2 separate regions of the Homo sapiens genome follow, and region 1 is linked to region 2. The links are chromatin loops, found by intact Hi-C in ENCODE. Cell type or tissue: CD4-positive, alpha-beta T cell. All regions are shown on one strand. Each heading gives the region's core, and the rest is flanking DNA. Links, peaks and the distances in the headings are about the cores only.

Region 1 (9,341 bases), core at 1,410-6,409, 91 kb after region 2:
TGTGCAAACTATGCATCTGAGATGGGATTAATAACTAGAAATATAAGAAGCTCAAACAACTCAATAAAACAAATGATTTAATTGAAACAGGAGCAAAAGACATGAAATTTCCCCACATACGAAAAAGTGCTCAGTATCACTCATCATCAGAGAAACACAAATTAAAATCAAAGTGAGTTTTCATCTCACCCCATTAAAATGGCTTTTAGGCCGGGCGTGGTGGCTCACGTCTGTCATCCTAGAACTTTGAGAGCCTGAGGTGGGTGAATCTCATAAGGTCGGGAGTTTGAGACCAGTCTGACCCACATGGAGAAACACTGTCTCTACTAAAAATACAAAAATTAGTCGGGCGTGGTGGCGTGTGCCTGTAATTCCAGCTACTCGGGAGGCTGAGGCAGGAGAATCGCTTGAACCTGGGAGGTGGAGGTTGTGGTGAGCCGAGATCGCACCACTGCACTCAGCCTGGGTGACAAGAGCGAAACTCCATCTCAAAATAAAATGAAATAAAATAAAATGGCTTTTAGCTGCAAGACAGGCAAAAGAAATGCTGGCAAGGTGTTAGAGAAAGGAGAATCCTGGTATCCTGTTGGTAGGAGTGTAAATTAGTACAGCCATTACGGAGAAAAGTGTGGAAGTCCTTTAAAGAACTAAAAAGAGGTTGGGTGAGGTGGATCATGCCTGTAATCCCGGCACTTTGGGAGACCGAGGCGGGCACCTCAGTTGAGGTCATGAGTTTGAGAGCAGCCCAGCCAACATGGGGAAACCGCATCTATACTAAAAAAAACAAAAAGTAGCCAGGCATGGTGGCGTGCGCCTATAATCCCTGATACTAGGGAGGCTGAGGCAGGAAAATCATTTGAACCCAGGAGGCAGAGGTTGCAATGAGCCAAGATGACATCACTTGTACTCCAGCCTGGGCACAGAGGGAAACTGTCTCAAAAACAAAAACAAAACAACAAACGAAAAACTAAAAAGAGAACTTTCATAGTATCCAGCAATTTCACTACTGGGTTTATATCCAAAGGAAAGTAAATCAATATATCGAAGTGATATCTGCACTCGTATGATTGGTGCAGCACTCTTCACAGTAGCCAAGATGAGGAGTCAACCTACCTGCCCATCAGTGGGTGAATGGATAGAGAGAATGTGGTACATTTGCATAGTGGAGACTACTCTTCCATAGAAAGAAAAACATCCTGATATTTGCAGCCACATGGATGGAACTGGAGGTCATTACAAAGATTCCCATTTCTTACCCATATACAGGAGCTAAAAGGTGGATCTCATGAAGGTAGAGAGTAGAATGGTGGCTACCAGAGGCCAGGAAGAAAAGGGTGGAGGGTAAAAAAAAATATGTGTATATATATATATATTAATGTATTTATGACCACTAGACTTTACACTTAAAAATGGTAAATGTGGCTGGGCGTGGTGGCTCATGCCTGTAATCCCAGCACTTTGGGAGGCTGATGCGGGTGGATCACGTGGTCAGGAGTTCGAGACCAGCTTGACCAACATGGTGAAACCCCCTCTCTACTAAAAATACAAAAAGTAGCCTGGCATGGTGGTGCGCGCCTGTAGCACCAGCTACTCAGGTGGCTGAGGCAAGAGAATCGCTTGAACCCAGGAGGCGGAAGTTGCAGTGAGCTGAGATTGTGCCAATGCACTCCAGCATAGGGGACAGAGCTAGACTCCGCCTCAAAAAAAAAATGTTAAAGGTGGTAAGCTATATAGGTATATTTATCCTCAATAAATATTTCTCAAACAAAAGTAAAGGGTGTAGGGGTTGCAGGTGATGACATCCCTGTGTGGGTGGGAGGCCAGGATGGGCTTCTGGGAAATGGGTAATGTTGAGGGGCTGAGGGAACCTCTGATCTTCCCAAACTGAGCCCAGTCTCCCTCCTCTGGGTCTCTCCTGACCGCTTTCTCCATCTGCCTGGGTGCCTGGAGTCCTGGCCGCAGGCCTTCATGCAGGCCATGTAGGAGGGTTTGGAGGTGCCCTGTCTGCCATCCTGTGCCCTGATCCCTCCCTCACACCCAAGCTTCGTCTTCTCTCTGCATCTGTTCATCCTTCTCTCCATCCTCAGCAGGAAGCTCCTCAGCTAAGGCTCTAGGATCATAGGACATGGGACAGCCATGGGCTTTCCTCACCTGTGACAGAAACAAGCAGTGGGTCACTCGAGTTTGACCACTCGTAGGGAGAGTCACGGAAAGAGCCGAAGCATCTGTAGGTTCCTCCGTGGGTGGCAGGGCCCAGAGGAAAGTCAGCCTGGAATGTTCCGTTGACCTTGGGCCCTGCAGAGAACCTACGTTCATGGGCCTCCCCCTCCCTGGATAGATGGTACATGTCATAGGAGCTCCGGGAGCTGCAGGACAAGGTCACGCTCTCTCCTGCCAGAACCGTGGGGCCCGGCTGGGCTGAGAGAGAAGGTTTCTCATATAGACCTGGAAGGAGAAGAGGCATTTTCCTTACGGAGGATCTTCCTTGTCACAGCTCCCTTCACCTGAGCTGAGAACTCACTCCCCTGCTCTATGACCTAATGCTCTCTCTCTCTCTCTCTCTCACCCTCCACCCCATCTCTCTTCATGTCTATTTCCTCCTTCCACCTTCTCTGTCTCTCTAGGTCTCTGACCTCGCTTCCACACCTCTAGATATGTTTTCCCTTTTTGGATTGTTTTATTCTCTCTGACTCTCCTTGGATTGGTTGACTTGATGTTACTTTTTTAAATTCTAAGTTTCTCACTTTGTGTCCTGTTCATAACTTTCTGCATATTTCTATCTATTATCTATCGATCTATCTATTTATCTATTCGGTGCCTATCTACAAATTCTCTACCTGTCATCTATATCTATATATCATCTATGTATCTATCACTTGTCTATCTATCCATCAATCATCTGTTATCTATATCTATGTATCATCTCTCTCTCTATGACTTCTGTCTGCCTCTCTATCTCTATGTATTATCTATCTGTCTTCATCATCATCATCTCTATGTCTCATCTATTAATGAATCAATCAATCATCATCTATGTATCTTTAACCTATTATCTATCATCTACCTATTTATCATCTATCTATATCTATCCATCTATCATCTGTCTTGCTCTGCCTCTCGGTCTCTCTAGTTCTCTTTGGAATCTCTGCAATTCATCCCCACATCTCCATCTTTCTATGTCCTTGTGCCTCTCCCTCAGGAGTCTAATTTTAGTGCTTTTCTCTGCTCCCTTCCATCATTCTCACCACTCCTCTGCCCTCTTTTCTCTCTCTTTATGTGTCTGTGAGTCTCTCAATCTCCTTCCTCTGGCTCATTCTCTGTGTGTTTATGTCTTTGCTTTTTGGTGTCCCTGATTTCTCTCTGTGCCTCTCAGTGATCCTTTCATATGTGGGGTTATTTGGAATGTGAGCCTCAGAATCCAGTCTGGAGACCACAAGTTCACACAGCATACAGGAGTTGGTGTTCTGGGGCCATGATATCCTGGGACGGTTACTCTCCATTACATGGAAGGCAGAGGTGTCAGAATAAACACGGCATCTGTAGGTGCCACAAGGCCTGAGGCCACAGGGCCCAACTCAGGTCAGAAATATGGGTGTCCTTGGGTTCTCCTGGTAGAGAACACTTTGTGGAGGTAAAACAGAAATGAAACTTCTAACCTGTGCCAGGTCTCTGAGCAAAGTCAGCATGGAGGGACACCTCTCTCTGGGACATGTCTGTCTGTCTGTCTCCTTTAACTCCTTCTGTCTTTTCTAACTCCCGGTATGGCCCCTGTGTCTGTCCTCTGTTATGACACCTGGTCTGTACTTGTGTCTCCTGTTTCTCTGTCTCTGTTGGTACAGACCTCACCAAGTCAGTCTCTCTCCATAAGAATACCAAGCTCATCTTCCTTACAACTACCTGGGGGTTCCAAGTCGTGGATCATTCACTCTGCATCCCAATGACAATGAGAAGAATGTCCGGACACTCTCACCTGTGATGACGATGTCCAGAGGGTCACTGGGAGCTGACAACTGATGGGGGAGTGAGTAACAGAACCGTAGCATCTGTAGGTCCCTGCCAGGTCTTCCATCATGGGACCGATGGAGAAGTTGGCCTTGGAAACCCCATCATGGTGCTCTCCAGTGAGGTGCAAAGTGTCGTTAAACTTCCCTTCTCTGTGCAGAAGGAAGTGCTGAAACCTGACATCTGACCAACATTGCAGGATGACTGTCTCTTCTGATTTCACCAGGGGACCTGGGTGGGCCAGGAGGGAAGGTTTTCTGTGGACTCCTAGGAAGAGAGGTTGTGAGTTTAGAAGGTGTCTCTCTTTATCATCCCATCCATGGCACCTAGAATGAGTGAGGCTTCCCCTTGCTGGTGTCTGTCTCTCTCCTTCCTCTCTGTGTCTTCATGTTCTTTTCTGTGCCCATAACTCCTGGTGCAGGTCCTTCCATCTGTCTCCCTCCCTCTTCTCTGTCCCTCTGTCTCTAGTCGCCTCTGATTCCCTTCCCACTGGGCTTAGCCTCATCTCTTGGGGTGTTGTATCTATTTCACACTAATGTCTTTCCTGCTGTTTATGTGGGGGTGAAAGAGGAACCAGGATAGGCTGCACATCCAGCCTCTTATCAGCCTGGTTCAATCTCTTTTGGATGAATTGGAATCCTTGGCAGTAGGTATGAACTGATGAATAAGGCAGGCACCAGTGTCCACACACCCTGTTCCTGGTCGGGACTGGGAGCCACTCTTGCCATGCCTGTGCCTTCTCCATGGTGCCAGCTTCCATAGGCTGGCTCCTGGTGCTGGTTTGAGGAGTATCAACCCCTCCCTATGTGGATGGAGCCTGGTGGTGGCATCATCATCCCACACTTGCTCATCTCGGTGTAGCCAACCTTCCCCTTGTTTGGTTCCTTTAATTAATTAATTAATTATGGAGACAGAGTCTCACTCCTTCACCCCAGCTGGAGTGAAGTGGTGTGGTCTAGGGTCACTGCAACCTCTGTCTCCTGGGTTCAAGTGATTCTCCTGCCCTCAGCCTCCCAAGTCGCTAGGATTACATGCGCCTGCCACCACACCCGGCTATCCTTGTGTTGTTTCTTACCTTGTCCTTGACCTGGGTTCCAGTGTTGGTTTCCTGTTGCTGCTGTAGAAAATTATCAGAAGCATGGCAGCAGGAGAGAGCACACTGACCCATTTCACTACTGGAGACAGAAATAGGACCCTGTTTTTCCTGGGCTAAAATCAAGGCATCTGCAGGGCTTCGTTCCCTCTGGAGACTCTGGAGAATCATTTCCTTGACTTTTCCAACCTCTACAGGCCACCTGCATTCATGGCTCCTGGCCTTCCTCCACCTTCAAAGCTGGTGGAGTCTCCCATTGCGCTGCTCTAATCCCCACTCCCCTCTTCCTCCTCCTTTCATGTGGACCCTTGTGATTACACTGAGCCCAGCGGGACAGTCCAGGCTGTCTCCCCATCTCAAGGTCAACTCATCAACAACCTGAGCTCCATCTTCCCCTTCAGTTCCTTCCCCTATAACATAAATAGTCACAGACTCCAGGGATTAGAATGTAGTCATCACTGGGGACAATTATTCTTCCCACCACAGCACCCATTTCCCTGTATTCAATCCCCCTTTACCCCAAATATAGTCAGGGCCTGGGTGATGGGACCCTCAAGGACACGCCCACCAGAAGCTCTGGGATTCAGGAGGTGGGAAAGGAGAATCCAAGACAGGAGCCCTCTGACCTGTGGCCATGATCACCAGGGTGTTGCTGGGTGCCGACCACCCACTGGGGTAGTGTGGGTGTGAACCCCGACATCTGTACGTCCCTGTGTGTGCTGGGGTCACAGGGCCCATGAAAAGGCTCTTCCAGAATATTCTGTTGTAGAGCTCAGTGCCAGGCACCCCATCTTCCTTTTACAGACTGAAGTTGTTAAACCCAAGATAAGAATGACACCGAAGAATCACATGTCCTGGAGGCACCACAGAGCTGGGCCAGGCAGACAGCAAGGGCTTGTCCTGACCACCTTGGGGAGAAGGAGGCACCGCCTTAGAGAGGAGGATGTGGAGCCACCCCTCCCTCCCTGTGCTCTGAAGATTCTCCTCGCTTTCCAAGTTTCTATGGCTGCTATCACACCTTGGTGCCCAGGGCTAAAGGAAGGACCCATCCCGCAAACACAAGGTGTCTCCCTACAACAAAAGTGTCAGCTGAGAACTTTGAGCAAGTGCTGAGTAAGAGACTCCTACTAGATTTTAATACTGTAAGATTACTCACATAAAACAACACAGGGTAGACATGGGGTGGAGGGCATGTCTTTGAGAATGGAATATCAGCAGATGCCTGAATGAAAATAAGCAACTGAGCCCCCATCAGAGGATTTGGAATGTCAGGGCCATGGCTGTGGTTTCCCACCTCTTCTGGTGGAGTGACAGCAGCCACACTGCAGCCCCTACCGTCATGGAAACGCTGAAGTGTGAGTAACACCTTTGTCCTCAGAGGATCTGCTGTTCCTACCACTTCCCCACCACGCACCCCAGCTTTGAGCACCCCAGTCTAACCCTGGTCCCCACAGAACTTGACTCTGCCAAGGGAATGAAAGGCCAGGGAGGCGAGGTCGGAACTGTGGGCCGAGCACCCCAGGGTCCCCTCTTCCTAGTTTATGAGAGGCTCCCTGACAGGACTTCCCTCCTGTTTCAGGAAAATCCTCTTATGTGGGGAGATGACACCCTAAGGTTTGGAGAAGGACTCACCCTCATGTGGCCAGGCCCCCTGCAGCAAGAAGAACCCTGGAAAGAAAGATCATGATGGACGATCCATCTGCAGGCAAACCAGCCCTCCCTTGCTGCCCTCACTGGGCTGTGAGTCTTGGTAGGCAGGCCCTTCCTGGACTGAAGTTAAACTCACCCTCAGTGCCTACCTGCACCCAAGAACAGGGCTGTCGGCTGTGCAGAGACCCAGCCTCCAAGCCCAGATCCCCACCACAAGCCCATATCCCCACCACAAGCCCATATCTCCACTCCAGGCCAATATTTCCACCCTAGGCCTGTATCTCCACTCCAGGCCCATATCTCCACTCCAGGCCGATATTTCCATCATAGGCCCATATCGCCAATCCAGGCCCATATCGCCAATCCAGGCCAAGATCTCCACTGTAAGCCCATATCTCCAATCCAGGCCCATATCTCCACTCCAGGCTCAGATCTCCAACCTAGGCCCATATCTCCAATCCAGGCCCATATCTCCACACCAGGCCCATATCTCTACTGAAGGCCAGTAACTCCACCTCCAGGCCCATATCTCCACTCCAGGCCCAGATCTCCACCCCAAGCCCATATCTCCACCCCAGGCCCATATCTCTACTGAAGGCCCGTAACTCCACCTCCAGGCCCATATCTCCACCCCAGGCCCAGATCTCCACCCCAAGCCCATATCTCCACTCTAGGCCCATATCTCCTCTCCAGTCCCATATCTCCACAACCAGGCCCATATCTCCATCCTAGGCCCATATTTCCACTCTAGGCCCAGATATCCACCTCTAGGCCCATATCTCCACTCCTGGCCCAAATCTCCACTCCAGGCCCATATCTCTACTATAGGCCTATAACTCCACCTCCAGGCCCATATCTCCACTCCAGGCTCCTATCTCCCCTCCAGGTTCCTATCGGCACTCCAGGCCCAGATCTCCACTTCTAGGCCCATCACTCCATCTCTAGGCCCATATATCCACTCCAGGCCCAGATCTCCACTCCAGGCCCACAACTCCACCTCCAGGCCTATATCTCCACCTCTGGGCCCAGATCTCCAACCCCACACTCCCTTCCTCTATTCCCTTCCAGGACTCACCAACACACGCCATGCTGACGACCGTGAGCGACATGGTGCTGCCGGTGCAGACAGGCGGCCGTGCCCCAGCTCAGCTCAGCAGCGCACAGGATGTTATTTGGCGCCCTGCCCATGCAGTTTACATGTTGACCACATCATGGGAGGGTGACGTACGCAGGCTCATTCTACCTTGCATGAGGCCCAGTGGGTGCTCGCTCAAGAGCGGAACACGGCTTCCTGGAAATTGTTCTCACTAGAATTTACACCTAGCGTCCTTCACTATGACCAACTCAAAACACGTCTCAGATCCAACCTCCTGAACACGAGATGCCTAAAATCTGTGCTAACGTGAAAGACTTTTCATGTATTTTTATTGTTTTTATCTGAGATTCAAACTCTTCTTCATGTGTAATATGCAAAATATTTAATAGGTATTATTAAGGTTTTCAGAGTCATTGTGACTAATAAACCATTAGAATTTTTCATGCTTGTATTTCTAGTATTACAGCAGAACCAGTTAAAATGATTTAAATTCCCAGGGAAGGATTATGCAATTATTTACAATGTTAGAATTGTACTTTATCAGCAAAAACCACACCTGTAAATTCTGGAGTTTTGTAGTTTAATCTAAAATTTGTCTCATGACCCAAGATTCCAGAGTCCCAACTCTGGAGTTTGATCTCTCTCTGTCTCTCTGCCTCCCTCATTTTAAATTTTACAGAAATATCCAGTAACATAATGCTATAGAAAATCAAGTTTCCCCAGCACGTCGGGAAGCCGAGGTGGGCGGATCAACTGAGATGAGGGGATTGAGAGCAGCCTGGCCAACATAGTGAAACCGTGTCTCTGCTAAAAATCCAAAAATTAGCCATGCCTGGTGGCAGGCACCTGTAACGCCAGCTACTCAAGAGGCTGAGGCACGAGAATCGCTTGAACCTGGGAGGCGGAGGTTGCAGTGAGCTGAGATTGTGTCACTGCAGTCCAGCCTGGGCGACAGAGCAAGACTCCGCCTCAAGAAAAAAAAAAGCAAATAGCCTATAATAACAAATTAGAGGGCTCTGGCTACTAAATTTAAAGGGTTCTATAAGGCTACATAAAGTGTAGCATCATCAAGTGTGTGGACACAGACAGCCCCTTAGCAGAAACTGTCTAAAATACATCCATGTACACACAGTCCCTTTAGAGTTGACAAAGGCTGCCGTGTGGTTTAAGGTGGCATAGAATGTCTTCTCAATAAATAATATTAAACCAATGGGTTACACCTAGTAAAAAATAAATCTAACTCACACTATAAAAACACTTCTTAGTTTTTATCTAGTTGTACATTTTTTGATTTATATTTAAATTTGAGAAATAAAAGTCATATACGGTCATCCTTCACTATTCGTGGGTGATTGGTTTCGAGATCTCCACTCAGATACCAAAATCTGTAGATGCTCAAGCCTCTTATATGAAATGGCACAGCGCTTGCAAATAACATATGCACATCCTCCTGTATACATGAAATCATCTCTTGATTACTTATAATTCCTGATACAGCCT
Region 2 (7,417 bases), core at 1-5,000:
CCTCCACCTCTCACGCGGACCCTTGTGATTACACTGAGCCCAGCAGGACAGTCCAGGCTGTCTCCCCATCTCAAGGTCAACTCATCAACAACCTGAGCTCCACCTTCCCCTTCAGTCCCCTGCCCTATAACATAAATAGTCACAGGCTCCAGGGTTTACAATGTAGCCATCATTGGCGACAGTTATTCTTCCCACCACAGCACCCATTTCCCCTGTATTCAATCTCCCTTGACCCCAAATACAGTTGGGGCCTGGGTGATGGGACCCTGATGGACACCCCCACCAGAAGCTCTGGGATTCAGGAGGTGGGACAGTGAGAAGCCCAGACAGAAAGCCTCTGACCTGTGACCATGATCACCAGGGGGTTGCTGGGTGCCGACCACCCAGTGAGGGAGTGTGGGCGTGAACCCCGACATCTGTAGGTCCCTGCATGTGCTGGGGTCACAGGGCCCATGATGAAGCTCTCCTGGAATATTCTGCCGTGGAAGATGGGAACGTGGCTTCTGTCTTCTTTGTACAGCATGAAATTGTTAAACCCACGACGATAGTGACACTGAAGAGCCACGTGTCCTCCTCGAGGCACCACAGTGCTGGGCCGGGCAGACAGGAAGGGTTTGTCCTGACCACCTGGGGGAGAAGGAGGCACTGCCTTAGAGAGGAGGATGTGGAGCCACCCCTCCCTCCCTGTGCTCAGAAGATTCTCCCATTTCCGCTTTCTAAGGCTCCTACCACACCTGGGTGCCCAGGGCTACAGGAAGGACCCACCCCACATAGACATGGCGTCTCCCTACAACAAGTGTCAGCTGAGAACTTTGAGCAAGTGCTGAATAAGTGACTCTTACTAGATTTTAATACTGCAAAATTACTCACATAAAACAACACAAAGTAGACACGGCATGGAGGGCATGTCCTATGTGAATGGAATATCAGCCAATTCATGAACTGAGCCCCCTCAGAGGATTTGGAATGTCAGGGCCATGGCTGTGGTTTCCCCCCTCTTCTGGTAGAAAGACCGCAGCCACACTGCAGCCCCTACCGTCACGGAAACGCTGGAGGGTGTCAGTTATACCTTTGTCCTCAGAGGACCTGCTGTTCCTAGCACTGCTTCCCTCTCTTTCTCTGCTGCTGACACCACTTCCTCCCTGCACACCCCAGCTTGGAGCACCCCAGTCTCACCCCAGTCTTCACAGAGCTTGACTCAGGAAAGGGAAAGAAAGGCCAGGGAGGGCGAGGTCAGAAATGTGGGCCGAGTATCCAAGGGTCCCCTCTTCCTAGTTTATGAGAGACTCCCCGACAGGACTTCCCTCCTGTTTCAGAAAAATCCTCTTATGTGGGGAGATGACACCCTAAGGTTTGGGGACGGACTCACCCATGAGTGGCCAGGCCCCCTGCAGCAAGAAGAACCCTGGAAAGAAAGATCATGATAGACGATCCAACTGCAGGCAAACCAGGGCACCCTGCTGCCCCCACTGCACTGTGTGTCTTGGCAGCCAGGCCCTTGCTGGGCTGAAGGTAAACTTAGCCTCCCTGCTACCTGCTGCCAAGAACAGGGCTCTCAGCTGTGGAGAGACCCAGGCTCCAGGCCCAGATCAACACTTCCTGGCCCAGATCTCCACTCCAGGCCCATATCTCCACTCCAGGCCCCTATCTCCACTCCAGGCCCATATCTCCACTCCAGGCCCATATCTCCACATCAGACCCATATCTCCACTCCAGGCCCAGATCTCCCCTCTAGGCCCATATCTCCACTCCAGGCCCATATCTCCACTCCAGGCCCATATCTCCACATCAGACCCATATCTCCACTCCAGGCCCATATCTCCACTCCAGGCCCAGATCTCCACCTGCAGGCCCATATCTCCACTCCAGGCCCATATCTCCACTCCAGGCCCGTATCTCCACTCCAGGCCCATATCTCCACACCCAGGCCCATATCTCCCCTCCAGGCCCATATCTCCACTCCAGGCCCATATTTACACCTCCAGGCCCATATCTCCACACCCAGGCCCATATCTCCACTCCAGGCCCATATCTCCACTCCAGGCCCATATCTTTACCTCTAGGCCGAGATCTCCATCCCCACTCTCCCTCCCTCTATTCCCTTCCAGGACTCACCAACGCACGCCATGCTGACGACCGTGAGCGACATGGTGCTGCCGGTGCAGACAGGAGGCCGCGCCCCAGCTCAGCTCAGCAGCGCACAGGATGTTATTTGGCGCCCTGCCCATGCAGTTTACATGTTGACCACATCATGGGAGGGTGACGTACGCAGGCTCTTTCTACCTTGCATGAGGCCCAGTGGGTGCTCGCTCAAGAGCGGAACATGGCTTCCTGGAAATTGTTGTGACTACAATTGCCACCTTGCATCCTTCACTATGACCAGACTCAAAAGACGTCTCAGATCCAACCTCTCACACATGAGGTGATTGAATTCTGTGCTTACATTAAAGACTTTTGATGTATTTTTGTTTTTATCTGAGATTCAAACTTTTCTTCATGTGTAATGTGCAAAATATCTAAGAGGTATTATTAACATTATCAGAGTAATTGTGACAAAAAGCCATTCTAATTTTCCTGATGAGTTTCTAGTACTAAACCTGAGGCACGAGAATTGCTTGAACCTGGGAGGCGGAGGCTGCAGTGAGCTGAGCTCAAGCCACTGAACTCCAGCTTGGGTGACAGAGGAAGAGTCTGTCTCAAGAAAGAAAAAAAAAAGCAAACTAAATAACCTATAATAACAAATCAGAGAACTCAGGTTACCAAATTTTAAGGGGTTCTATAAGTTTATATGAAATGCAGCATCCTCATGAGAGGGGATACAGAGAACCACTGGGCAGAAAACTGTGTCTAAAATACATCTGTGGATACACAGTCCCTTTATAGTTGACAAAGGCTGCCATGTAGTTTAAGGTGGAATAGAATATTTTCTCAACAAATAACACAGGACCATAGGGTTACACGTAGGAAAAAATAAATCTAAACTTATCCTCACACTATAAAGACACTTCTTATTTTTTATCTTGTTGTTGTAAACTTTTTATGCTTTATTTTTAAGATTGACAAATAAAAATTATATACTGTGGTCCTTCACTATTCCTGGGTGATTGGTTCCAGGATCCCCATTCAGATACCAAAATCTGCAGATGCTCAAGCCCCTTGCATGAAATGGCATAGCGAAGCTGGGCACCGTGGCTCACGCCTGTAATCCCAGCACTTTGGGAGGCTGAGTTGGGTAGATCACGAGGTCAGGAGTTCAAGACCAGCTGGTCCAACATTCTGAAACCCCGTCTCTACTAAAAATACACACACAAAAAAATTTATCTGTGCATGGTGGCACGTGCCTGTAATCCTAGGGGAGGCTACTGGGGAGGCTGAGGGAAGACAATCGCTTGAACCTGGGAGGCGGAGGTTGCAGTGAGCTGAGATCATGCCACTGCACTCCAGCCTGGGTGAGAGAGTGAGACTGTCTCAAAAAAAAAAAAAAAATAGCATAGCAATTGCATAGAACCCATGCACATCCTCCTGTATACATGAAATCATCCCTTGATTACTTATAATTCCTGACACAGCCTACACGCCACTCAATTTGTGTCGATTCAACATAGTTTTTTGCTTCTTGAAACTTCGGGGATTTTTTTCTGAAAATATTTTTGATTTATTGTTGGTTCAATAAACACCTGTAAACCCCACAGATATGGAGGACCGACTGTATATTTATATTATGAAAGATGATATGTTGATATGTGTCCCCGTGGAGATGAGACTAACAAGGCCTATGACTCTACAAATGTTTCATCGTGGAATGACTCTGCCAGCTTTCCAGGTCTGCAGAGAGTAAGAATATCACTTGTTCATGTGATTCACGATCCTTGGAGCCTCCTATGTGCTGTATCTTTGGATGGAAATTGGAGTCTCAGAGACAAATCAGGCTCCATTCTGCTTCCAGAAGCTCAGAGTCCAGGGCTGAGAACCCAATGGAGAACAGATGGGGTTATGTGGACATGGTAATGATAACACCGGAAGCCTTAGGCAAGAAAAGAGTCTCGTTACCGAAACCATGAGGGCAGACATGTTTATTTGAAGGCGGGAAAACTACATTGAAATTATTTAAAAAATTTATAAGTTTTACTGCTGGCAGAAGGCTGAAAGATAGTCTGAAGGGAGGTGGAACAGCACGTGTCTAAGTGCTGTGTTAAGAGGCAGCCTCTTGTATGTTTGGAATTGTGAGTTCCTCAGTGTGATTGCAGCCTCAGGTAGACTAGGAAGTAAGCCAGTTAGGTTGGAGAGGTGGGCAGGGGTCAAGTGAAATGGAGAATTGTGGGCTAAGCAAAGGAGTGTGTTTTCTCTCCAGCAGGCAGTGGGGACCTTAGACATTTGTAAGCAAGAGAGAGGCATGTTCAGATTCGTGGTGTGAGGAAGAGCGATGCCCTAAGATGAAGACTGATGCCTTCAGATTCCAGCTGCTGGTACATGGGAGCTGGCAACCCGGTTTTGAGACAGGGCTGTTGTCTCCCTAGAAGATCCCCTCAAGGCCTGACTGTGGTGCTCGTGGACAGAAGACAACTTTGGATCTGGGCTCAGCATTTGGAAGTTCTATGTACATGCTGGTATCTGTTGGGGGTGTCTTGGGCCTCTCAGAAGGGCGAGTGATTTTTCTCTGTGTGAAAACACAGTGATCCAATTATGCGTATGACACCTCCTGATGGTCTTGTTCATCAGAATCCTGGAGAGAGGGAAATGCTGAGTGAGGGAGGGTGCTCACATTTTTCAGGACTCTTTGGGAATAAGACTAGCCACGAGGCTGGGCGGAGGAGCACCTACCTCGCTGTTCACTGTTCTGTTCCCTGCAGGCTCTTGGTCCATTACAGCAGCATCTGTAGAAGACGGAAGTCAACAAAAGAGCTCGGAGGGCACTTCTGGGTCCTCATTTCATAAGCAGATACCAACAAACAGGGGGAGGCCATAGGTGCCTGAGGTCCCTCAGTTGCCAACAGCAGACTCAGACATTCTATCTCTCTGAGTTCAAGGACCCATCCCATGAATAGCTCTGAGGTCCCATCCCATTGATTCTATCTCCCACTTTCTGCCTGTCATGGAACCTTCTCCTGGATGTGAGTGGCTGCAGGGGACGTGAGGATACAGTTCAGAATCAGGCAATGGTCTGTGAGCTGAAGGCAGGGGAAGGGAATCTGGTGCTCTCTCTAGAAAGTCCTGCCTCTGTGGCTCCTGTCTTGGGCCAGGGACCATCCTGCTGGTGAGGAACACACATCCGCGTGCTCCCATCCTGCTTCCCCACATGGCCCTGAGCTCTCTGGCCTCTGCTTCGTGAGACTTACTTTTTTTGTCGGAGCACCAGCGATGAAGGAGAAAGAAGAGGAGGATGGTGAAAGGGATTTTGACCACTGAGGTCCCAATCAGAACATGTAGGTGTCTGGGGTTACCTGGAAGAAGAGGAGACACCAATAAGAAGCTAATCATAGCAGTTCCTCTTTATGAATTGTCTCGCATTTCTTGATTGGCAGGTAACCACATACAACGTCTCTTTAGGACAAGCACCCAAATGGCGGGAGACCTAGCTTTCCCCTGCTTTCTCAATTATAGCTCTCATAGTAACCATAGAACGTGCTGAGGATACAACTACTTTAGTTGAGATGTTTGACCCTTTCAAACCTCACATTGAAATTTCACCCCCATTGTGGGAGGTTGGGCCTCTTCAGAGGTGTTTGGGTCATGGAGGTGGATCCATCATGAACAGATCAATGCTGTCCCAAGGAGACGGGGTTAGCAAGTTCCCCCTCTGTTAGTTCCTGGAGAGCTGGTTGTTAAAAAGAGCTTGGAAGCTCCATCGCTCCCTCTCCCCCTTACTCTCTCTCTTGCCGTGTGATCTCTGCGGTCTCTGCACAGACAGACCCTCCTTCCCTTCTGCCAGAGTGGGAGCAGCCTGAGGCCGTCACGAGAAATAGATTCTGGTGCCATGCTTCCAGTACAGCCTGCAGAACTGTGAGGCAAACCAATCTCTTTTCTTTAGAAGTTACCCAGGCTCAAGTGTTCCTTTAGAGCAACAAAAATGGACTAAGATAGCAACATCCTGAGATCAGGAGGAATGTCTCAGAACAGCCTGGGCTGTCTTCCTGTTCTTCCTGGAGGAGGACGTCATGCAGTGCTTTAGCTGAGTGCTTCCTGTGGCTCCAGGGTACAAAACCCAGGCTGGGCTGCTTTCTGGCTTCCCGCAGCTACACTGCAAATGGGGTGACTCCATATGTCCCGAGCAGCTTTTCTGAGCCTTGAGGGACTGGCTCACATTGAAATGCAGGCTTCTGTTGTCACTCGCTGCTTATCTGTTAGTAATGAACCTGCCTATGTAACGTATTCTCTGTGTGTTCTGTCTCCCTGGAGTGACGGTGAGTGATAGGAATTGGCATAGGCCCAGGTGCAGTCCAGGATTTGTTTAGAGTCTTCTCTGGGAAGACTGCACTGGGATTGATACACAGCGAATGTGCTTTAGGATTTCTACATCCACAGCATTCTTGAGTCAAACAAATTGCATTCACCAAGGAAAGGAAACAAAGGTGAAATCACGATTAAAAATAGCGAAGCAAGATTCTCTTATGTCAAACAGCCAGGAAATAGTGTTGAAGCCCGTGTGAAATGTGCTACTCTTTGTGATCTCGGGAGACACATGTTAGGCTGCTGTTCTACCCGAGAGGCTGGGGGAAGGACCACCCCCTCGACCATCTATTGCTTCAATACCACCTGTCCTCCTGTGAATTAGTAGGAAAGGGGAACAGGAGCTAGTGCTGTCGCTGATCTCTGATTCCAAGATCTGGACTCACTCCAAGGAGTATTAATGTTTCCTCCCCATGGTCTATCTGAATCTCCACAGGTGATTGGAAGTAGGGGTGAGGTGGGGGATTTGGGTGAGTGGGCAAGTTTTTTTTTGCGATGACCAGAGCACTTTCTCTATTCCAGGATCCGTGCTGGAGGATTCAGCGGGCTTTCACATTTTCTATGTGATCTCATGCTCACAGAAAGCCAAATAGGGAAGAGGTTTTAGGCTCATTGCCTAATGGATAAGATAAAGGATCAAAGAAGTAATTATAGAGAAATAGAAAAATGATGATTGGAATTCAGGTGCCTTTGTCATTCGTGTGTGTTTTATTATATTTATGCATTTCTTATTTTTATTTTTTGAGACGGAGTCTCCTTGTGTCACCCAGGCTGGAGTGCAGTGATGCAATCTCCACTCACTGCAACCTCCACCTCCTGGGTTGAAGTCATTCTCCTGCTTCATCCTCCAGAGTAGGAGCTGGGATTACAGGGATGCACCACCATGCTCGGCTAATTTTTGTATTTTTAGTACAGATAGGGTTTCACCATGTTGGCCAGGCTGGTCTGGAACTCCTGACTTCATGGAATC

Evidence for each region. Peaks named below come from ENCODE experiments on the same cell type or tissue, not always from the same donor. Only the 100,000 strongest peaks of a DNase experiment are listed, where the experiment ranks them.
Region 1: it touches region 2 in a loop (6-fold over the local background); 4 of 110 quality-filtered maps call a loop at or near these places.

Annotation. Positions count from the first base shown.
Region 1 is chr19:54,753,536-54,762,876 of GRCh38, reverse strand. It overlaps the pseudogene KIR2DP1. Among named protein-coding and RNA genes, the nearest start is that of KIR2DL1, 12 kb to the left of the region's middle. In CD4-positive, alpha-beta T cell, for the core only: no CTCF peak of the experiment used is centred there; a DNase peak (open chromatin) is centred at 4,095.
Region 2 is chr19:54,845,208-54,852,624 of GRCh38, reverse strand. KIR2DS4 (killer cell immunoglobulin like receptor, two Ig domains and short cytoplasmic tail 4 (gene/pseudogene)) reads right to left here. Exons shown (of 7, transcript NM_001281972.2): 5 at 5,337-5,441; 6 at 4,822-4,874; 7 at 4,050-4,723. The coding sequence ends at 5,415. KIR3DL2 (killer cell immunoglobulin like receptor, three Ig domains and long cytoplasmic tail 2) reads right to left here and starts at 2,182. Exons shown (of 9, transcript NM_006737.4): 1 at 2,116-2,182; 2 at 1,370-1,405; 3 at 343-627. The coding sequence starts at 2,149. In CD4-positive, alpha-beta T cell, for the core only: no CTCF peak of the experiment used is centred there; a DNase peak (open chromatin) is centred at 2,135.